Regions from separate parts of the Homo sapiens genome. Here region 1 is linked to region 2. The links are chromatin loops, found by intact Hi-C in ENCODE. Cell type or tissue: heart right ventricle. All regions are shown on one strand. Links, peaks and the distances in the headings refer to the core of each region. The heading gives the core; the rest is flanking DNA.

Evidence for each region. Peaks named below come from ENCODE experiments on the same cell type or tissue, not always from the same donor. Only the 100,000 strongest peaks of a DNase experiment are listed, where the experiment ranks them.
Region 1: it touches region 2 in a loop (2.5-fold over the local background); 17 of 110 quality-filtered maps call a loop at or near these places.

What each region holds. Positions count from the first base shown.
Region 1 is chr10:79,550,096-79,562,996 of GRCh38, forward strand. It overlaps SFTPA2 (surfactant protein A2), which reads right to left and starts at 10,312. Exons shown (of 6, transcript NM_001098668.4): 1 at 10,269-10,312; 2 at 9,874-9,903; 3 at 9,217-9,411; 4 at 8,791-8,910; 5 at 7,957-8,034; 6 at 5,757-7,490. The coding sequence starts at 9,388. The coding sequence ends at 7,114. RefSeq lists enhancers at 6,694-7,194, 11,993-12,506. In heart right ventricle, for the core only: no CTCF peak of the experiment used is centred there; no DNase peak of the experiment used is centred there; H3K27me3 peaks cover 1,188 bases.
Region 2 is chr10:79,601,252-79,612,372 of GRCh38, forward strand. SFTPA1 (surfactant protein A1) reads left to right here and starts at 9,688. Exons shown (of 6, transcript NM_005411.5): 1 at 9,688-9,731; 2 at 10,068-10,138; 3 at 10,552-10,746; 4 at 11,061-11,121. The coding sequence starts at 10,575. It overlaps LOC124902469 (a long non-coding RNA gene), which reads right to left and starts at 3,359. Exons shown (of 2, transcript XR_007062215.1): 1 at 2,987-3,359; 2 at 2,107-2,366. In heart right ventricle, for the core only: a CTCF peak has its summit at 7,728 (motif pointing left); no DNase peak of the experiment used is centred there.

The sequences.
Region 1 (12,901 bases), core at 2,756-10,755, 52 kb before region 2:
TGACAGGCAGGCGGCAGGGGCAGGAAGGACTAGCAGCTCTTCCCTGGCTAGCAGCGGGGGTTCTGCCTCCACCTGCCTCCCCAGGACAGAAGCCAGATGAGCTGGACCATGATGGTCCCTTCAGATTATCATACCATATTTTTCCCGTACCTTTTCTGTGGTTAGGCATGTTTAGATAGACAAGTACTTGCCATGGTGTTACAATTGCCTAGCATATTCTGTACTGTAACACGCTGCAATGGCTTGTAGCCTAGAAGCGATAGGCTATACCAGGCAGCCTAGGCATATAGTAGGCTCTACCATCTAGTTCTGTGTAAGTACACCTGATGACGTTTGCACAACAACAAAGTCACATAAGGATGCATTTCTCAGAACACATCCCTGTCATTAAGCAATGCATGACTGCATTTGCACTTAAAATCGCTTACTTTTGCAAAGTCTGTAAAAACATATTACCATGTCAAACATTGTTAAAGCCTCTCCCACCACGGCCTTGTAAGGAGCCCATGCAAGCAAGAGGCCCTGCAGTTTCCTGGTGAATCCATCTCTACTGACAGCATTTGAAAGATGATTCTGGTAGAGAGAAATACAGTTGCTGTCAGATCTCTAGCTGGAATGGCTTGTCAGAATGTGGTACCCCAGTGGGAGACAGAACCCAGGAAAAAAGGTACTAGTAGGCTGGTATTTATTGATACATCTGTAATTCTAGTACCACCCTCCTATTAAAGAAAATTCAAACAATCCAAAGGAATGCAGGGAAAGAGAAAAAAGAAACAACAAGAAAGCATATTGTACATGATATTCAAAATTTCAGTGGTGTGACCTGTTTGCTGACTAGTTAGAATCTCGGAAAAGGTCCTAGAGGGTCTCCCTGTCACAAGCATTGACCAATTTTTTGCCAGATCAGAAGAAGGTCAGGGGTGGGGGCACTGTGGGGGTCTCAGGGGAGTGGCTATTTACCAAGAAGGATGGAAGAATTCCAACTTGTAATAATTGATAGGGTTTTACCGATGTGTTCTAGAGCCTGCTGCTGGTTGTGTGGCCACATGGCTGGAGTTAGAGTCCCAGCTCTGGCAGAGGAGGCCTGGGTGAGGTTTGCAGGGGCTGAGTTCCTCTAGCTCAGGCCGTATAAGTAGCACAAATTCAACTTTTTATATTTATATTAATACTTACGATTTTTATATTAACGCTGTCCCCTATATAACCAAGTGTTTTCAGTCACAGTTCTTTGAGATGAGTGTTTATTTGAAGCTGGAGCCTTTATTTGCTCACAGTCGCTGTTTCCTAACAAATAATACTCCAGCACCCACCTAACAGGTCCTCTGGAATTAGTAGACTTGAAAGCATCAGTAACACACCACGTGGTTTCAGAAGACCCTACCTACAGTTGGGAATCTGACAGGTGCATGATGTGGACTCCCCACAGGGCTCACAGGTCAAGGAACACGTGCTCCCCACCAGCAGAAGGCAGGCACTGGACTGGTGCATGTGGAGTGGGGCCCTGTTGCCTTGTAGGTGTGGGACATTTCAGCATGGGTCAAGTGTTCCCCACACCAGTCCCTCTGCCAGGGCCTCATGTGGACCACCCTAATTTATTGCCTTTTCAGCTCAATGAGGTAGATACTGTTGGCATCTCCTGTTTACAGACTGGAATCTGAGGCTCCAAGAGGCTTAGGGACATGCCCAGTGGCCTGCCCATGCTGGAGTCCCTCTGTCTTCTCCAGAGCCTACCCTTGCCCCCTGCACTGCTGCCCGGTGTCCTTGTCCATGTCAGAGTCTGCTGTCCCCTCCTCACTGTGTGCTTCCCGCCTCTAGGCTGGCACAAGGTAGCTACTTGGGAAATACTGGCGAAAGTTGGAACAAATGAATGAAGGAAGGAATGAAGTCTACATGGTCGAGGAAGTTGGGTGGCACAGGCTCAGGCCATATTTTGGAATAGTCGAGCCTTCTTGAAATCTAATGTCTGCCCCCACTTGACTGTTTCACGCAATTCCTTAAATTGTGACTATAGCGAAAAAAAGAGATGATCAATCCTGAGGTGATGATTTCCCTTAATAGCCCCTTGAGATATGACCCCGAAGGCTCAGCTGGAGCTGCAGGGAGATGCCAACTGCATTGTTCACTGCCAGCCTGTAGGCTCAGAAGGGGGTGTTGGCAGAGAAGGAACCTCCCAGCCCAGGAGTCAGACTTTCCACTGGGAGCAGCCTGGGAAGCTTGCAGTCAGCTGAAAGTTCTCTCCCAAAACAGCATATGTGGCAGGTGCGTTCCCTAACTCCTGCAAGGTGACTTCAGAGCAGCTTATCTGGCTTCTGTCCTGGGGAGGCAGCTGGAGGCAGAACCCCAGCTGCTAGCCAGGGAAGAGCTGCTAGCCCTTCCTGTTCCTGCTGCCTGCCTGTCCTATGCCTCTGCCTGAGCACAGCTTTGTCTGGAGATCCTAAGCCCTGGCAGGGCTTTGTGCATGTGGTTCTAAAGGTGTCTGAAGCCCACTTCCCCAGAGAAAGAGACAGACACCATGAGAAGCTCCTCTGCCCAAGGCACCATTCCTGCTTTGACAGATACTCACACTCCAGAAGGCTTGTCGGAGGCATGCCAGCCACATTTGGTCCTTTCCTTTGCTCCGGTCCCTTTGTCTTACCTTGCCATCCTCCCTATTTATTCATGGAAACACCGCTGGAAGCCCCCAGGAGAAGACTCATGCTAGGCTGGGTGGATGCAGGGCAGCTGCAGTAGGTGGAAATGAAGCAAACCTAGAAGATTCCTACCCCAGGCTCCTGGATGTCCTGCTGAGGGGAGGGCCAGAGTGTGTTTGAAATACCAGCCTCATTCGTGCTCATACACAACATGCTTCAGTGGCCCTGCTCACCATACACCATACACCATCCACAGAGCTCAGGAAAGACATCACATTCATTCGTGAGCCCAAAGGCATTGGGGTACAAGCCTGATGGGGTACAAGCTAAATATTGTCACATGCCACTAACCACAGGAAGTGTCTCCTGCCTCACCCAAAGACTCTGCTTGTCCAGGCCCCTACAGGTAGAGTTGCCAGGTAAAATGCAGAGCACCCTGTGGAATGTGAACTTCAGATAAACATTGAATAAATTTTTGGAATAAGCGTGTCCCAAATACTGCATACGACTCACTGAATAAACTACCTGTGTATCTGATATTCAAATTAACTGGGCATCCTATATTTTTATTTTCTTTTTATTTTCTTTTTTTTTTTTTTTTTGAGACAGAGTCTTGCACTGTCACTGGGGCTGGAGTGCAGTGGCACCATCTCGGCTCATTGCAACCTCTGCCTCCCAGGTTCAAGTGATTCTCCTTGCCTCAGCCTCCCAAGTAGCTGGGATTATAGGCACCTGCCACCATGCCCCGCTAATTTTTTTTATATTTTTAGTAGAGATAGGGTTTCACTATGTTGGTCAGGCTGGTCTCAAACTCCTGACCTCGTGATCCACCTGCCTCGGCCTCCCAAAGTGCTGGGGTTACAGGCGTGAGCCACTGCACCCAGCCTATATTTTTATTTTCTAAACCCAGCAACCCTAAGATTATTGAGCCATCACCGGTGTAGATAATTGAGGAATAACTAATAGCTATTGTCCATGACTCATTGTTTGGTTCCATAGGCTTCTAACTAAAAAAAAAAAAAAATCTTACCTGGACTATTACATAATGACAGCTGTTCAGGGAAGTCCCCCAGCATCTACTCCTACAGATCTCAGGCACATCTTTGGTATATTCACCAGAATGATCTTTCTATGAGAAAAATATGACAAGTTCAGGCCTAAATTCAATATTCCTTTACAGTTTCCTGTGTCTCTCATGAAAAACAAAAACAAAAGCTTACTGTGTTCACAAAGGCTTTGTCCCTGGAGCCCTCCACAACCCTCCTGCCTCACAATGGTTCACCGTAGGTTTCATGGCAGATGAAAGAGAGCGAACCAGAGAAGGTCAGTGTGCATTCACATCCCAGGCCCAAGATGGGAGGAGGGAAGGGGTGCCCGGCTCAGTCCTTTCTCCTCCCTCCTTAACTGAGCTCCTGGGGTGGAGCTAAGAAATGAGATGGAAAAAATATAAATGTCATAAAAGGACAGATCAAATTTCCATCCTTCATAAATATAACTATTTATCTATAAAATATAAAAGAATCACTGGCTGGGCAAGGTGGCTTATGCCTGTAATCCCTGCACTTTGGGAGGCCGAGGCAGGAGGATCACTTAAGGTCAGTTCAAGACCAGCCAGGCCAACAGGGTGAAACCCTGTCTCTGCTAAAAATACAAAAATTAGCCAGGCGTGGTGGTGCACACCTGTAATCCCAGCTACTTGGGAGGCTGAGGCAAGAAAATCACTTGAACCCGGGAGGCAGAGGTTCCAGTGAGCCAAGATTGTGCCACTGCACTCTAGCCCAGGCAACAAAGAGAGACTCTGTCTCAAAAATAGAAATAAAAAAATAAAAGAATCAATTATCTTAGAAGTATTAATATTAGGAAAAAAATGAGAATCCAAAAAGATGGTTGGGTATAAGATGAATAAAAAATAAATCAAGAGTTTTTCTCATAAACCAGCAATAGTTAATTTAAAATATGATAAAATAGTAACAATAGCAAATAAATGCATAAAGAAAGTAAAAATAATCCTCCCAAGAAATGAGAAGACATAAATTTTCAGAGTCTTATTTACTTATGAAGTTCGGAATACACACGGTCCTGGATTTATGGAGGCTTGACTTAAAATTTATAGACTTCACATTGGTCCAAAAGCGATGTGAATTCAGGAGAAGCCACACTTCAGGTACACATACAACCATTCATTCACCTCCAGTACAGTAGCCAATAAATTCCATGAGATAGTCAGCACCCTATTATAAAATAGACCTTGTGTTAGATAGTTTTGCCTAACTGCAGGCTAACATAGGGTTCTGGGCATGGTTAAAGTAGTCTAGGCTCAGCTATGATGTTTGGTAGGTTAGATGTATTAAATGCATTTTCCATTTAAGATATCATTTTGCAATGTGTTTATCAGGACCTAACCACATCATAAGTCAAGGAACATTTGTACATGCTTCTCCTTGTTTTTCTCTTAATTTACGGGAAGGCTCAATAATGTGTGTGCTGGGTCCCAAGCACATGTGGAATGGTGACCAGATTAAAAATTATCATTCAGAAAAGAATCAGAAATTATTCCCCTCATTCTCATCTGATTTTGTGGGTCTTGATCCAGAGCTTGCCTCTGCCCAAGAAAAGCAGTAAATCCACGAGAGAGAGTGTTCGCAGGTGTGAGGGTGGGAGTAGTGGGAGCCTTTCTGGAGGTGGGACACATACGTGGCTGCCTCCTCAAGCAATTGGGGACATTGTCTCAATCCTGCACAGCCCTGGGGTATGGGGCAGTGGTCCCATTTCAAGCCGACATGAGACTAGGATGGCTCACTGAGGCCTGGAACTGAGCCCTGAGTGCCAACATCACTGCTGGGCTGCAGAAATCATTCAGGTGGCTGCGCAGAGGACGGAAGGCATTATATCCCCACCCACAAATGCACCACATGGATTCAAGATGCCCATGTGTTCTTCCAAATGGTGTCTGTAGCTCCCCAACCTCCAGCAGCATCATAGCGAGGAGAGCAGGTTGCCCCTCCCATCAAACAAAGAAAGCACATCCTGAGATTGAATTTTCCAATCTTGAGGAAAGTGGGGGCTCAGAGCCAGAGTTCATTTCATTTACAAAAACAGAAATGTGATGTTTCTTGGAACCAAAGCTATGGAAACTCATGTGAACACACTAACGATTTATTATGCTTAAATCATCTTTATTCAGCTCAGGGGTGGGGTGGCTGGGAGCATGAACTTCAGGTCCAGGAAGATGGGTTTGGATCCAGTCTTTGCCATTTGCTCTCTGAAATAACACTCAAAACATTTCACTCCTCTAAGCTTCAGTGTCCTTATAAAAAATTGGGTAAACAATACTGGTCCCGTGACATTGTGTAAAGATTGAATAGTACATAATAAACTGTATTAAAAGATTTTGTCAAGGTGTGTGGCACATGGTATGTGCTCGGTCAATAGCCTTTGTGTGTAGTAACGGCTCTGGTAGTAATTTTGCTAGCTGGAGAGATGGTAATAATTGTGACAGCAACAAGTATTTTTATCCCCATTTCACAGATGAAGATATAGGCTCAGGGAAAATAAATAAATATCCCCAAGAGTCACCGGGTACTGTGCCCACCCCAAGACACATCCTAAGACCTGGCACATGTTAATTTTAATGATTATCTGGGTGAATGTATTAATAAAAGGGGAAAGTGGAGCCGGTGGCATGGGGGGTGGTGTGAATGCCCACCGAGGTCTGAAGTGGGGTGCAGATTTGTTCATCAGCAGAAAGTTACTCGGGTCATGTCTGCAGTGGGGGGCTCTTCCCTAGAGGCCTTGGCCGGCTGCCTCCAGGTCAGGGGGCTGAGTTGGCATCCAAAGACTCAAAGGAGTGAATCGTACATGTCAGTCACAGGGTTGGCTTGGGCACCACCGTGCTGGGGCACCACTGGGCCCTCTGACCACCTGGAGAGCCTGACCAGGCCTGCCACAGAGACCTCAGAGTGCCAGAGAATCTCCACTGTGTCCTTAGCTCCACACAGTCAGGGCTTCCCTGAAATCTGCCTCTCTCTGTCATTATGCTTGGCCGGTACTGCTCATCCTGATGGCACTGGGCAGGCAGTGGGCTGCAGAGGCAGAGCTGAGGGGACCAGGAGGCAGGCACTCTGTGTGACTTTGGAGGATCCTTCTACCCCAAGGCCTCACTGCTGCCATCTGTAAGTGAAGGAACTGGACCAGATGGGGAATAAGGAGGCCTCCATCTCATGCCAAAGGCCAAGGCTAGGAGTGGCTGCCTGGGGTGCAGTGCTGGGATGGTTTGCAAGGGGAGTGTCAAGGCTGGTCAGTGATTATGGGGAAGAGTCAGGGCCCATCAGGGGAATGAAGTGGCTAAGGGTGCCTCCAGCTCTAATAGCCACAAGTGAATTCTGTTGAAAGGGAGTTCTAGCATCTCACAGACCAAGTGGATCCTGGGGATGGAAACTGAAGGCCAGACAGGATCCTCCCTGTCCCATGGCCTAAATGCCTCTCAGAACTCACAGATGGTCAGTCGGGAGTACAGGCAGTTCCTGTCATTCCACTGCCCATCTGTGTACATCTCCACACACTGCTCTTTTCCCCGACCTGCAGGCTCCCCTCGGTACCAGTTGGTGTAGTTTACAGGGGTCCCATCTGAGTAGCGGAAGTCTCCAGGGCTGGGACCCTCAGTCAGGCCTACATAGGCATATGTGTTGTACTTCTTCACGAAGCTTGCAATGGCCTCATTTTCCTCTGGATTCCTTGGGACAGCAATGCGGCCGCCTGCTCTGGCACATGCCTCCTGAATGGCATCAAAAGTGATGGACTGCCCATTGCTGGAGAAGACCTTCTCTCCTACTGTCATTATGGAGCCCTGCAGACTGAGGGCTGAGAGCAGAGGAGTCCAGGTCAGGCCACTGACCACTTTGTCTCTAAGCCACCTCCCTCACCTAGGGTCTCTGCTACCAGATTCTCCCCAGTCTCTCCATCTCTGCCTCTCTCTGTGTCTTCTCTTCCTCTTCCAATTGCAGTTTTCTAAATTCACTTTTAGACTCTCCTCCATTTATTCATTCATCTAAGTAACAATTACTTATTGCCAGAAATGGTGCAATTTCCTAGGATTCAGTGGAAAGCAAGACAGGCAGAGAACTTGCTTTCTTATGAAATGGGGAGTGAATTGTGTCTGCTTGTCTCCTCTTGGCCATTCAAAGACATCAGAAAAGCAAGCATCATTCCTTTCCCCAACACCTGCATGTGCACGCTTGTTTGTCATCTCTATTCTAGAAGGTGGTGCTGAGAATGAGGGGAATTTGTGGGAAACTCCTACCCCGTGAGGCCCAGGGGGTCCCCTTACCTCCCCTTGTCTGCAGGATTTGATGTCTGAAGTCGTGGAGTGTGGCTTGGAGCTCCTCATCTAGATGAGCTGGAAGCCCTGTGGAGAGTGCCCCACACAGAAGGAGGGGCAGGCCAGTGAAGACTCCCACTTGCTGCCACGCAGGCGTTTTGCCATCTGCAATCCTGGAACTCTGCCCTTTCATTGCTGTTAGGCACCACCCAGACCCTAGGCTCAGAGGGTCCACGAGATTCCAGTGTGTCTCCACACCCCGTGGTCCCCTATTCTTTAGTGAAGCCTTGCCCCTGCTGAGACCCCCACCCCTTGTCCTCTTTCCTGCTCTGTCCCTCGAGGGGTTCTGTCTGCCCGCCTCTGTGGGGCAAGTCCCTCTCCCGCACCCTCCACCAAGGGCAAGCATGATGCTCTCTGCACTGCCCTGATGGACTTGCTTACCGCTCTGAGCTTCAAAGTTCCCCTCTGTCTGTGGGGCTCCTGATCACACCATCTGCCTGGATGCCTCGTCCGCATTCACCCTTCAGACTGCCCCCAGGGCCTCCATCCCAGGACATGCCTCCCCTGCCTCCCAGTGCTGTCCCTCGTCCCACACCTGACTCAGTGTGTCCCCATCAGCGGTCATGAGGCACGGAGGACTTCCCACACCTGCCCTTCTCTGAATTGTGACCACACTCCCCAGACACCTCGGCTTTCTCCCTCAAATTCATATTCTCTTACTTAGGTTGAGCCAAATGCCCTTGGGGAACCTGCAGGGTTTGTCTGACCCCCATCACCCCTGTGTAACTGACTTCAGGTCGCTGTGCCCATGTTTCCACTGCCCACCTGCCCCGCCCTGCTCACCTGGAGGGCCTCTCTCGCCAGCCTCCCCCTTCTCTCCACGCTCTCCAGGGACACCAGGGGCTCCAGGCAGCCCATTATTCCCAGGAGGACATGGTGTTTCTCCAGGCGGACCCATGGGGCCTGCAGAGAAAAGAGACATGGATGTGTAGGATCTGTCACCCACAACTGGTTGGAGCTAGTGAGACTCGATGCCCATTATCACCGGGGCTGGCTCAGCTATCACTCCGTGGGCACTATGAGGACAGACTCTCCAGGATGCGCCATCATAAGGGCCCCAGGAACCCACCACCCCTGCAGACTGAAGTCCCACCCAGCTTACTATAGCCCCCAGCTCACTATGGCCCACAGCCTAGGGGCCTGGACAGATGGGCCTCCTGAAAAGGGGTCTGTGTCCCTCAGCTGAGGGTGGGGTCTGCAGCACAGTACCTGGAGGGCCAGGGTCTCCTTTGACACCATCTCTCCCGTCCCTGCCTGGCAGGCCGTGGGATCCAGGAGTGCCGGGGATACCAGGGCTTCCAACACAAACGTCCTTCACTTCGCACGCAGCACCAGAGGCTGCCATCAAGATGAGGGTGAGGGCCAGAGGGCACAGCCACATGGCTCTGGGTCCAGTCGCTGCTCCTGCCGGAGGGATGGCCGTGAGCCCATCTGCCACCTCTGCCAACATCTCCCCCACTGTGCTCTGTCAGGACTCAGGAAGCTGGGCAGAGCCCGAGAGGCAGGGCGGGCGAGACCAGAGTGCTGGGAAGACCCGAAGCACCCGGGAAAATTCCAAGCATCACCTGGCACCTGGCATGGCCTCATGCTTCAGGCCTCCGGCTGGAGGTTGTGGGGTCTCAAGACTGCTGAGGAGGAGGAAGAGTAAGGAGCTCTGGGGAGCCCAGGGACCTGGGCTCCAGTGCAGTCTCCTTTCTTTCAGTGCCTCACTATGTTACCCTGGGAAACTGGCTTCACCTCTCTGATTTCAGCTGAATCTTCCATGCTCTGCAGAAAACCTGCCCTGTCCCTCCCAGGCTGTTAGAAGGAAGGATGAGGTCACTCACTCACTGACTCACTCCATCTGTCCCTCATATGCCCAGTTACCTTCTTTTCAGGCTCCAAGAAATCAGCGACCTGAGAATGAAAAGAGATGAATAGGGCCCACAGCCTGGACCCTTCAAGGTGATCATCGGGGGGTGATGACCCTCTCACAGTCAGTGATGAGGTCTTCCTTCCTCTTGGGGTCTGTTCTCCCACTCCCCCTGCTTAGGCCCTGCTGAGTCCCTGGTAGGGATGGATCTGGCCAAGGAAGATATCAAAGCATGAGGGTCTTTGTAGGTCATCCATGTTGACCATGCTGTGAAACACCTCCCAGTGGAAAATGGGGAGTTGCCCTCCTTCCCAACCTGGGCCTTGGTCAGGCCTGTGGCTGCTGGGCTGGTCCTCTCTGCCTGCGATCCTCAAGCTGGAGAACACCTAGGGGATGTGGCTAAACTCACCCACACACAGAGCCTCCAGCTGCTTGGGTCTCTGCCTCCAAGTTAGAGCATAAAGGTGGACAACAGAATTTATAGCATGTGGGCTGCCAGGCTTCTTCCCCACCCCTGAGAGCTCTACCACAAAACCTGTTCTCCAAGCAGGAAATAGGCATAGTGTTTACACAGCACATTTCCCTGCAGAACACTCAGGCTGCAGGAATACTTAGGACCCTTGAGGGGAGCACAGAACCTGGTAAAGAAAAATACCAGGTCTGTAAGAAGAGAAATGCCTCACTGGCTAAGGTCACCCACTCTGCACTCAGGGAGCTCCACTGGGTTCCTGGTTTAGTTTCAGACAATGAAGAAGTCACTGCTTCAGCTGAGGTTGGTCAGGTTGATCCAGGCCAACCTGTCTGCCCTGTAACCTTGCTCAGCTCTGAGCCCCAGGACCCCCAGCCAGTGTCTCTGGAGCCTGCAGCCGAGTTGGTGGGCACATGGACAGAGTGGCAGGCAAATATGCTGCACGTTCCACTTCCCTCTGCCCTAGCAGGTTCAGCTGGAGGAGTCAGGGCAGCACCTGGAAGGTCATGGGAGAGCTGCAGTTTCTGTCTTTGGTAGAACATCACTTTGGGTGATGTCTGGCAACCTGCAATGGTGATTATGCTAAGTGTCCCAGTGATATATGAAGCCCTAGTTGTTAGGGTCCTGGTTTGAGCATCTGGATTAGGAGGGAATCTCCAACTGTGGAGGTGGTAATGATGGGAACCCAGACAGGAAAATCTCCCCTGGCTTATTTGGAATTGGTTTGAAAAATCCCAAACCATTGAGGAGTTTGGAGCTCTTCCAGGGAGCGGAAGCTCAGACAACGGACCCCACTCCCAGGAGCAGGAAGCTGGGCAGTGCCAATTTGTAGCATGGAGTCTTTCAGCTGCCCCAGTGCTGTCTGCCACACCATGTGGTGGGTGCTGGGCCAGGTGTGGAATGGGGGAGTCAGGCCAGTGCAGGTTGGGGGCAGGTGGGGCGAAGCTCCAGCAACTTGGCTGTGGGGAGGCAGGGCTGTTTTGCAGGTGATGAGCAGGAACAGAGGCCAACTTGGATGTGCAGGGCCTTGTGGTTGGCAGGGCAGGGCATGGCTTTAGGGGAAAGGCACACCTGAGTTTTGACCCAGAGCTGTCACTTATTAACCAGGTGGCCTTGGTCAGTTTCATTTTTCATTTTATTATTCTGAAACAACATCAAAATTACAGAAAAATTGCCAGTATCGTACGACTTTTTTTTCCCCTGAACCTATGAGAGTAGGTTGTCAACATGAAACCCCAACACCCCAATACTTTAATGTGTTTTTCACGCAAAGGCATTTTTGCATTATAACCGTAATCAAGAAATAAACACGGATACAATAACTCCAAATAGCCTTCAGGCCCTATGCAAAATGTACACAATGCCCCAATAGTGTCCTTTATAGCAAAGGATCCGTTTCTGAGCCATGTGCCTTATTCGGTTGTCACGCTTCTCCAGGGTCCTGAAACCCACAAAGTCCCTCTGTCTTCCCTTCACCTTCATGACCTGAACACAGTGTGAAGATCACAGGGGAGTTACTGTGTAAAATACCCCTCACTTTGTTTGTTTGTTTGTTTGTATTGCCTTACAGTTAGATTCAGGTTCTGTAACTTCGGCAGAAATACCATCGACACCCGGCTGCGCTCTTCTCCCATTCTACCCGGCAGCATGTGACTTTAGTTTGCCCCAAGACTGATGATGTTCGTGTTGATCATTTAATTAAGGTGGTGGGTGTCACAATTTGCCACTGCAAATTTATTCTTTTTCTGATTTTAATCAGTGACTATGTTGTGGGGACGCACTTTGGGACTATTGTAAAGATCCCATCCCTCATCACGCTCTTTGTTGCCCTTTGATTGATTTGTAGCAATGTGGACTCGTGAGTGAGGCTTGCCACCGACCGCCAGGGGGAACCATGCACTCGCCTGCGTGCTGCAAGGGACACTATCCGAGTTTGATGTTGAGACAGGTACAGTTTACCAGCACATGGCACCAGCAAATCTAAAGAATGTAGTTAAGAAACACAAGCTTGTCATTCTTAGCACTAAGAATTGCTGCAGTCCCTGCTGAGTTCCGAGTGTCCAAGCCAGGCCACTCTGCCGCGTCCACAGCCTCCTCCCCCTGCTCAGGCCCCATTGCCCTGGCCGGTCCGCTCTCCTTCAGTGCCCTTCTCACTCTCCTAGGGGCTTCAACCCCCATGCTGGGCCACCTCCCTCTGCGGGGACATCCTCTTCACACTGCCAGGCCCTGGGTGCCCACGCGAAGCCACCTCAGAGTCCACAGTCTCACTGCACTCCGAGTCCCACTCCCTGTGGCAGGACCCCCTCCTCACCCAGTGTGACTGAAACCAGGAAGACGACGCTTTTTAAGACTGAAGGGGCACAGAGTGGGAGCCATGCACCGCCCTAAGAACAGCCCACGGGGGTCTCTGCAGATTCGAGACCTCTCTCTCAGTGCTCAAGGGACTCTTTCCTTCCCCTTTCTCCAGCTGCACTGGGTGCTAGCAGTGGGAAGAGGCTGTCTGTGGCTGCTAGAGCTTTCCCGTCGTTTTGGATCATTGCAGCACTCTATGAGGCGTACAGAGAGTAAGTAAA
Region 2 (11,121 bases), core at 3,122-11,121:
TATTCAAAGAAAAGGAACCCAGTATGTTAAAGAGGTATCTACCCTCCTATGTTTATTGCGGAGCTATTCATAATAGCCAAGATATGGAATCAACCTAAGTGTCTATCAGTGAATGAATGGATTTAAAACATGTAGTAACTAAACACAATGGAATACAGTTCATCCATAAGAAAGAATAAAATTCTGCCATTCATAGCAACATGGGTGAGCCATTATGTTAAGTGAAATAAAGCCAGGAAAAGAAAATTAAACACAGCATGTTCTCACTCATTTGTGGATGCTAAGAAAACTTAGTTAATCTCATAGAAGTAAACATAGAACAGTAAGTAAACAGTAGAACAGAATATATTAGAGGCTGGGAAGATTAAGGGGAATGAGAAATGGGAAAGGTGGGGCAATGGGTACAAAATTACAGCTAGATAGGAGAAATGAGTTGTAGCCTTCTTTAGCGCTGTAGGGTGACCATAGCCAACAAAAAAATTATGTATACTTTCAAATAGCTAAAAGAGAGGATTTTGAATGTTATCAACACAAAACAGTAAGTTTTTGAGGTGATGAATATGCTGCTTACCTTGATTTCATCATTGCACGTTACATACATGTATCAAAATAGTCCACTGTGCCCATATGTATGTAAAATAATTGTGTCAAAAATAACATTTTTTAAATTAAAAAGATAGTAAAGAATATATTACCAGAAGTAAAAACAAACAAACTCCAAGAAAAGACTATAGTTACAATTATATCCCTATGTGTCAATCTGAAAAGATGGCTGGCATATGTAAGAGAAAACACTAATTGTAGAACAGTATATGCAGTATGATCTTATTGGTGCAAAGTAAGAGAATGTGTGTGTGTGTGTCTGCACGTGTGTGTTCCTGAGCCTATTTCTTTGAAGACAGTTGCTGCCACCTGCCAGTTTCAATTCCTCCAAGGTGCAGAATGGGAAAACCTCTCTCCCTCTCCTCAAAACCTCAGTAAAGCATGATGTATTTCTCTGGGGTTTGGAAGGTTCAAAATGTTCAGGGCAGAAAGAAGGGTGACAAGGCTGCATTGGCAAAAATGAAAATAAAAACAAGTAATGTGATTTTTAAGGCAAATTGGATGCTATTTCTAGGCAACAGAAATATATTTACAGTGTTATTCTTTTTAAAAATAAAATGGCATTATTAGAGAGGCATCAATGTAATATATATGTATGTAAACATACAGCACACAATATATGTGTGTGTATATATATGTATATAATGCATACACACATATTTGCTTAGTTTGCTGGCTGCCTCAGCAAAGAAAAGCCTCAACTTCCATCCCCTTCATGTGGCTGAGCTGTCCCTTAGATTCTGACATTATAAGCGATTTTGAAATATATCCATGATTAGTAAATTAATTTGTGCATTCCCTTGTCTTCATGTACAGGTAGAATAAGCATGTTCCTCTGACTCTGGGAAGGTTCTAGCAGAGGACTGAGCTGGAAAGAAGATTTCTGGTAATTCTGGCAATCCATGTAACCCCTGTCATCCTCAGCTGACTGAAGTATGGAATGGGGATTTACTCTCTGTACAACTCATAGAGTGCTGTGATGATCCAAAGTGACAGAAAGATCCAGCAGTCACAGACAGCCTCCTCCTACTGCTAGCACCCAGGGCAGCTGGAAAAGGGGGCAGGGGAAGGGTCCCCTGAGCACTAAGAGAGAGGCCTCAAATATGCAGAGAAGCCCATGCACTGTCCTTAGTGCCTGTACATGGCCTCCACTCTGCACCCCTTTGAAACGGGAGAGTCCCCTGATCCCCCTCACAGGATGCATGACAGGGGTGTGGCTCACCTGTTTGGTTGCCCCACTGCTCAAACCCCTAGGGGGAGCATGCAGATGGGCAGGTTCAGAGGCTGGGGTGAGTGCTTTGGGCTCCAGCTGTTCAGTAGAGTCTAGGGATGGGTGCCTGTAATCCTGGTGTTACAAAACTCTTTCAGTTTTGCATACGCAGGTGGCTTGAGTGTTAATCAGCTCAATGGACCCTCTGCCTTATCCTAAGGGCAGAGGGCCTGTGTGACAGCTTTCTGTATCCCAAGCTTTCACCCAGCATCCTGGAAGAATCAGATCACATGTGGGCTTGAAGGATGAGTGCAAGATTTTATTGAGTGGTGGAGGTGGCTCTCAGTGAGATGGATTGGGGACTGGAAAGGGAAATGGAGTGGGAAGGTGATCTTCCCTTGGAGGCGGGCCATCCAGTAGCTGGTATCTTCTCCGATCGCCCCTGGGCAAACTCCCCTCAGTGTTCAGATGTTCCTCCTCTTCTCTCTCTCTCTGCCACGTCGTTCCACTGTCCATCTGCTTGTCTGCTAGTCTGCTGGTCTGCTTCTGGAGCCTGGGGTTCAAGGTTTATATGGTTGCAGGATAGGGGTTGTGGCAGAACAAAAGGCAACTTTTTGGTCATGAAAACAGAAATGTCTTTTCTCATTTAGGGCCACAGGTCTTCAGGCTTGAGGGTGGGGTCTTTGTTGGGGAGTCACCCTTTTTTTACCCAGTGTGTCACTGTCTCCTGTCATTATCATTCCCCTCCTCTGAAGAGGCACATCTAACTGCCTTTAGAATATGGACGATGACAAGTCTTAGCTACTTCCTGCTGACAGGGGGAGTTTTTTTGGGGAAAATGTCAGTCAGATTCCTCCCAGACGTCTATCTAAAGGTCCCTGACAAAAGGGAGCCATCATCTGAGGCTCTGATTGCCTGATCATCTTGAGTTTGATAACCTCTAAGTGAGAGAGGAAAAAAAAAGTTTTATAAGATTAAGTAGGCATGGGTTAAAATTGTGTATTATACAAGGAAAGAATCTAGTGCCAAAGATTACAGAAATAAGAAGTAAAATATACTAATTACCCTGAAAACACTATTGTACCCCGTGGTATAGAACAGAACAAAGGTAAGAACCACAAGCATAGGCAAGACTACAAAGAGGACATACATGAAATGTTAATTAACACTAACCTTTTGTGATTTTTAGTTTGAGTACCCTGATCTCTTCACAATGGTATTTTGGATGCTCCTCTAGGTTGAAAGAGGTGACTCTGTTGGCTTCCCAGGCCTTTACTTGAGTATAATGAATCCAAGAGTCTATTCTGGTGACCTTGACCTTCACCACCACAGGAGTGAAAAGAAGTACAGTGCAAGGTCCCTCCCAACCAGGGCATATTGAGAGAGAAAGGTAAGGAAGTACCTTTACCAGTACTAGGTCCCCTGGGTTGAATAGAGGTGGGCCTGGTTCGTGGGATTGGGCCTTCAACAGTTGTTTCAGTTCCTGTTGGAAATGGACCAAAGAGGTTATGTGCTTAATTAAAACAAAGGTTTCTTGGTCTAGCAAGAAATCATTCATGAGAAAATGTCATCCATACATAGTCTCAAAGAGACTCAAACCCAGACTTGAAGGAGTGTTTCTGATATATAGCAGGACTATGGAAAGAAGAGTAGTCCAGGGGAGATGAGTCTCCTGAGACAGTTTCTTGAGGTGCCTTTTGATAATATCATTTTTGTCTTTTCTACCTTTCCTGAGGATTGTGGTCTCCAAACACAATGAAGATGGTACTGTATGCCTAGTGCCTTTGAGACCCCCTGGGTGACAGCTGCCTTGAACGAGGGGCCATTATTGCTCTGGAGGTACTTAGGGAGTCCAAAGTGAGGAATTATCTCATTGATTAGTACTATTATCACCTCAGAGGCTTTCTCTGTCTGACATGGAAATGCTTCTACTCAGTTAGTGAAGGTATCTATCCACACTAGGAGGTACTGGATGCCCCTTACCTTTGGCATATGGGTGAAATCCATTTGCCAGTCTTCCCCTAGGTAGCCTTGGAGAAGACACTATTAATTAAGGGGATTGTTTTTAAGGCAGGTCTTGCAAGCATTAACAACCTGTTTAACTGTTTGTATCAGGTTTTTATCTGAGAACAATCTGAGCCAGTCAGTAGGTTTTATCTGTACCTAGGTGGAAGGCCTGGAGAAGGCTTTTAAGAACTTTCCATTGGTTGCCAGCTGGTAGATGAAGCATGCCATCCTAAGAGGTGTCCCATTCTATTTCCATAGGAGAGTATTGAGGTTTTATTTCTCTGATGGGGGCCCTCCAAGATCAGTAAGGCTTCAAGTGGGTCAGAGACCTGGGGCCCCCTTGCTGCTGCTAGCTGCTCAGTCTAGCTAGCTGCTCATAAAGCAGGGTGTGAAATAGTTACTCTGAATGATATTGTTGAGAGCACACCTCTCTCCTCAGGCACAAGTGCTCAACTGGCCAAACTAATTACCCTCATGAGAGCACTTGAATTAGGCAAAGGAAAAACAGTTAACATTTATACTGATTCTAAGTATGCTTTCCTAGTTCTCCACACCCATGCCACTATCTGGAAAGACAGGAACTTCCTCACAGCTAATGGGTATCCCATTAAATGCCATCAGGAAATTAATAGACTATTTTGCTCAGTTTTCCTCCCACAGGAAGCGGCTCAGCCCCTAGCTGCTCAGTCTGCCAGCCCGTTTCCCTCAGCTATTTCATCCATCCCTCTTTGGTGGCCTTTACAATGTATTACTGCCACTTCCTGTGCGTAAGAATCCCCTCGGTTGCTTGAGTGTTTGGGGAGGAGAAAGGAGGAGATAGGTTTAATCCTTTCTTCGCCCAATGCCCTGGTCCCCTCTGACAAGACCAGGCTTAGGTGCTTCACTGAAGTCTGACAGAGCTGAGCTTCAGATTTTGAAACATTATATCCTCTGTTAGCAAGAAAATTAAGAGGAGCCTTACTGCCCTTCTGAGAGATTTCCTCAGTTGGAGTGCAAAAGAGAAGGTCCTCCATGTATTGCAAAACTTTGACCTGAGGATAAAGGAACTTGGAGAGATCTCTCCATAATGCCTGCCCAAACAAGTGGGAGCTGTCTTGGAATCCCTGAGGTAACATTGTCCAGGTTAACAGGGTGGTTTGGTTAGAGGGATCCTCAAATTCAAACAAATACTGGGAGTTGTGGTATAATGGTATGCAGAAGAAGGCATCCTTTAGGTCCAGGAACCATTTAGTTCCCTCAGGTATTTGAGCTAGCAGGGTATACGGATTGGGAATCATTGAATGTATTGGAACCACAGCCTCATTAACAAGGAGGTGGTTCTGAACTAGCCTCCATTTCTAGTTGGGTTTTTGTACCCCCAATATTGGGGTATTACAAGGGCTATTGCAGGGTTTGAGTGGGCCCTCCATCTTCAAGTTATCAATGATGGCTTCTAGTCCTTTCCTAACCTCTAGTTTCAGGGGATATTGTTTCTGGTTAGGAAAGGAGGTGGGATCCTTAAGATGGACCCAGACTGGTATGGTAGTTGTGGCTCTGACAATCTTCCCTAGAGTTGCCCAAACTTCTGGGTTAATATTGGTCTCTACTAGGATGAGACAAAGAGTTTCCCTAGGGGCCATCAGAATGATGGTCCCCACATGGGCCGGAATATCCCTACCCAACAGAGGAGTTGGGCTTTCAGGCATAATTAGAAAAGCTTTGGTGAACAACCCCAGGTACAGCTAAGGGGTTGGAAAAAATATCGGGTTAAAGACCTTCCTGAGATGTCCCTCACAGTCATGCTAAGAGAGGAGAGGGGGCCTGGATTCAAGAGGAGAACTGAGAGACCAGTCCCAGTGTCCAAAAGGAGGTCCACTTTCCTCTCTTCGATTTCCATGATTACCCAGGGCACCTTGATGATAATGGTGGTCTGGACTACAGGAGCCAGGAGAGGAGCCCTGGGACCTGTCAGTCCTGCTGCTGGACCATTTGGAAGACTGGCTCTGGACCTGGTGACCAGCATGCCCAGGAACAGTCCACCCTCCAGTGGTCCCCACTGCAGATTGGACAGGGTTGAGGTAGCTTCCTCATGCTGTCTGAGAAATTCTTGAAATGCCCTGATTTGCCACATCTGTAGCAATTGACAGGTGCACCCTGGGAATTCTGGGGTTTGTGGGCTTGTCTGCTGGCCATTAAAGTCTCTGTCTCTTTCCTGTATTTCCTCTCTCTCTTGTGCCTACCTATCTCTATTATAAAAAACCAAGGTGGGTACTTTCAGAAGGTTCTCTAAAGTACTCTCTTGTCCCAGAGCCTGTTTTGTAGCTTCCTCCTGATATCAGGGGCTGCCTGAGTAGTAAATTTATGCTTTAGGATTGGTTGTCCCTCAGCTGAATCAGGGGATAGACAGGTGTGCTTTACTAAGGCCTCCCTTGGCCTTTCCAGGAAGGCAGTGGGATTTTCATCAAATCCCTGGTCAATCATGGATGATTTAGTATAATTGAGAGGCTTGGTCCTGGTCTTACATAAGCCCTCCATTATGCACACCTGAAAGTGCCTCCTCTTCCAGGCTTCCATCTTGTCATTGGAATCCTATTTAGGGTAATCCATTGATACTGCTTCTCTCCCAGTTGGATAATGTTTGCCCCCTTCCCTGACACTATATGTGATACTAAGCTCATCCCCAAATCTCTCTGCTGCTTGCAGAGCAGCCTGCTTCTCAGTGTCTGTCAAGGTCTGGTTCAAAAGCAACATAATGTCTCTCCAGGAGAGATCAAATATTTGGGTGAAATTCTGGAAAGCCTCTATATATCTGTCGGGGTCATCTGAAAAGTTCCCAAGATCCCCCTTAATTCACTTTAAGTCCTGTAGGGAGGAGGGGAACTGGACCTTACTGGGCCCAAATTCACCAGGCATTGGTTGAAGGGGCAAGAGTGAGGTTGGGGCTTGTCTAGGGTGAGGATTTTTAGGAGGGGGCAAGTGAGAGGCTGAAGCTGAATAGGGAGGTCGAGGTAGACCCAGAGGGGAAGAGCTGGAGGGGGCTGGCTTCTCTGCTTGGGGTGCCTCTGGGATTCATATCTTTAGTTTCCTAGGCTTGCCCCTTGCAGTCCTCCCTGAGATGGCAAGCAGGAGGGCTGTATCAATCCTACACTGTCAGCAAAGGTCTGGATTGCCTTGCAAGGTATAGAAAACCTGCACATATGGGACCTCAGACCATTTGTCTTCATGTATACAGAAAAGGCCTGATCACCGGATACTATCGAAATGAAAGGTTCATTCCTGAGGTCCACCCGGTCCTTCATAATTTGGCCAAACCTTTGTGCAGAGGGCTATGAGGCATTTTTCTTCCAGATTAAGAGGATCAAAGCAGTCCCATTGGTTCTGGATACACTCCAGAGGGGTATAAGCTGGGAGTGGTGAAGAGAGATGGTTGCCTATTCTGAAAGACAGAGAATAGAGGCATGCCTCATTCCCTTCCTTCTTTAGTGAAAACTCAGGGTGTGATGGAGAGAGAAAGCAAGACTGTGGACTCTGAGGTGGCTTGGCATGGGCGCCCAAGGACTGGCAGTGTGAAGAGGATATCCCTGCAGAGGGAAGAAGCCCAACGTGGAGGGTGAGGCCCCGAGGAGAACGAGAAAGATACTGAAGGAGAGCGGACTGGACCGGCGGGGGCAGTGGAGCCTAAGCAGGGGGAGGAGGCTGTGGACACAGCTGAGTGGCCTGGTGTGGGCACTCGGAACTCAGCAGGAACTACAGCAATTCTTAGAGCTAAGAGTGACAAATTTGTGTTGGGAGAACCATCTTCTTAACGACATTCTTTAGATTCACTGGTGCCATGTGCTGGCAAACTGTAACTGTTTCAACATCAAACACACGTAGTGCCCCCTGCAGCCCGCAGGTGGGTGCTCGGCACCCCCTGGTGGTCAGTGGTAGGCCTCACGAACGAGTCCACATTGCTACAAATCAATCAATGGGCAACAGAGACAGTGTGATGAGGAATGGGATCTTTACAATAGCCCCAAAGTGCGTCCTCATAACATAGTCACTGATTAAAACCAGAAAAAGAATGTATTTATGGTAGTGAAGCGTGACACCCACCACCTTAATTCAATGATCAACAAGAACATCATCAATCTTGGGGCAAACTAAAGTCACATGCCGCCCGGTAGAATGGGAGAAGAGCGCAGCAGGATGTCTATCGCATTTCTGCTGAAGTTACAGAACCTGAATCTAATCATGAGCCAATACATTAAAAAAAAAAAAAAAAAAGTGAGGGGCATTCTACACAGTAACTCTCCTGTGATCTTCACACTGTGTTCAGGTCATGAAGGTGAAGGGAAGACAGAGGGCCTTTGTGGGTTTCAGGACCCTGGAGAAGCGTGACAACCGAATACGGCACATGGCTCAGAAATGGATCCTTTGCTATAAAGGACACTATTGGGGCATTGGGTACATTTTGCATAGGGCCTGAAGGCTATTTGGAGTTATTATATCCATGTTAATTTCTTGATTATGGTTATAATGCGAAAATGCCTTTGCATGAAAAACACATTAAAGTATTGGGGTGTTGGGGTTTCATGCTGACAACCTACTTTCATAGGTTCAGGGAAACATATTTGTACCGTGCCTGCAATTCTTCTGTAAATTTGATGTTTCAAGATAATAAAAACAAAAAGGAAACTGAGCCTCAAAATGTTACATAACCTGACTGAGTCCACATGGGTAATAAGTGACAGCTCTGGGTGAAAACTCAGGTGTGCCTTTCCCCTAAAGTCACGCCCTGCCCTGCCAACCACAAGGCCCTGCACATCTGAGTTGGCCTCTGTTCCTGCTCATCACCTGCAAAACAGCCCTGCCTCCCCACAGCCAAGTTGCTGGAGCTGCGCCCCACCTGCCCCCACCCTGCACTGGCCTGACTCCCCCATTCCACACCTGGCCCAGCACCCACCACATGGTGTGGCAGACAGCACTGGGGCAGCTGAAAGACTCCATGCTACAAATTGGCACTGCCCAGCTTCCTGCTTCTGGGAGTGGGGTCCATTGGCTGAGCTTCCGCTCCCTGGAAGAGCTCCAGACTCCTCAATGGTTTGGGATTTTTCAAACCAATTCCAAATAAGCCAGGGGAGATTTTCCTGTCTTGGTTCCCATCATTACCACCTCCACAGTTGGAGATTCCCTCCTAATCCAGATGCTCAAACCAGGACCTCAACAACTAGGGCTTCATATATCACTGGGACACTTAGCATAATCACCATTGCAGGTTGCCAGACATCACCCAAAGTGATGTTCTACCAAAGACAGAAACTGCAGCTCTCCCGTGACCTTCCAGGTGCTGCCCTGACTCCTCCAGCTGAACCTGCTAGGGCAGAGGGAAGTGGAACGTGCAGCATATTTGCCTGCCACTCTGCCCATGTGCCCACCAACTCAGCTGCAGGCTCCAGGGACACAGGCTGGTGGGGGGGCCTGGGGCTCATGGCTGAGCCAGGTCGCAGGACAGACAAGTTGGCCTGGATCAACCTGACCAATCTCAGCTGGAGCAGTGAGTTCTTCATTGTCTGAATCTAAACCAGGAACCCAGTGGGGCTTCCTTAGTGCCTGTGTAAGGGCTCTCGGCTTTCACTGCTAAGGAGCTTGCTAGGGGCAGGGTGGGTGACCTCAGCCAAGGGGGGGATTTCTCTTCTTACAGACCTGGAGTTCCTCTTTCGCAGGTTCTGTGCTCCCCTCAAGGGTCCTTTGAGATCCTCCAGCCTGAGTGCTCTTGGGGAAACATGCTGTGTAAACACTATGCCCATTTCCTGCCTGGAGCACAGGTTTTGTGGTAGGGCTCTCAGGGGTGAGGAGGAAGCCTGGCAGCCCCCACATCTATAAATGCTGCGTCTACCTTACCCTCTGACTTGGAGGCAGAGACCCAAGCAGCTGGAGGCTCTGTGTGTGGGTGAGTTTAGCCCCATCCCCTAGGTGTTCTCCAGCTTGAGGATCGCAGGCAGAGAGGACCAGCCCAGCAGCCACAGGCCTGACCAAAGCCCAGGCTGGGAAGGAGGGCAACTCCCCATTTTCCACTGGGAGGTGTTTCACAGCACAGTCAACATAGGTGACCTGCAAAGATCCTCATGTTTGTTATTTTCTTTGGCCAGATCCATCCCTACAGGGTTCAGCAGGGCCTACAGGAGGGGCAGTGAGAGAACAGACCCCAAAAAGAAAGGGGACTCCATGACTGACCACCTTGAGGGGGGCCAGGCTGCGGGCCCCGTTCATCTTTTTTCATTCTCAGGTCGCTGATTTCTTGGAGCCTGAAAAGAAAGTAACACAGCAGGGATGAGGACAGATGGTGTGAGTCAGTGAGTGAGTGACCTGACTAATAGCCTGGGAGGGACAGGGCAGGTTTTCTGCAGAGCACGGAAGATTCAGCTGAAGTCAGAGAGGTGAAGCCAGTTTCCCAGGGTAACATAGTGAGGCACTGAAAGAAAGGAGACTGCACTGGAGCCCAGGTCCCCGGGCTCCCCAGAGCTCCTTACTCTTCCTCCTCCTCAGCAGCCTGGAGACCCCACAACCTCCAGCCGGAGGCCTGAAGCATGAGGCCATGCCAGGTGCCAGGTGATGCTGGGAATTTTCCCGGGAGCTTCGGGTCTTCCCAGCACTCTGGTCTCGCCCGCCCTGCCTCTCGGGCTCTGCCCAGCTTCCTGAGTCCTGACAGAGCACAGTGGGGGAGATGTTGGCAGAGGTGGCAGATGGGCTCACGGCCATCCCTCCTGCAGGAGCAGCGACTGGACCCAGAGCCATGTGGCTGTGCCCTCTGGCCCTCAACCTCATCTTGATGGCAGCCTCTGGTGCTGTGTGCGAAGTGAAGGACGTTTGTGTTGGAAGCCCTGGTATCCCCGGCACTCCTGGATCCCACGGCCTGCCAGGCAGGGACGGGAGAGATGGTCTCAAAGGAGACCCTGGCCCTCCAGGTACTGTGCTGCAGACCCCACCCTCAGCTGAGGGACACAGACCCCTTTTCAGGAGGCCCATCTGTCCAGGCCCCTAGGCTGTGGGCCATAGTGAGCTGGGGGCTATAGTAAGCTGGGTGGGACTTCAGTCTGCAGGGCTGGTGGGTTCCTGGGGCCCTTATGATGGCGCATCCTGGAGAGTCTGTCCTCATAGTGCCCACGGAGTGATAGAGTGATAGCTGAGCCAGCCCTGGTGATAATGGGCATCGAGTCTCACTAGCTCCAACCAGTTGTGGGTGACAGATCCTACACATCCATGTCTCTTTTCTCTGCAGGCCCCATGGGTCCACCTGGAGAAATGCCATGTCCTCCTGGAAATGATGGGCTGCCTGGAGC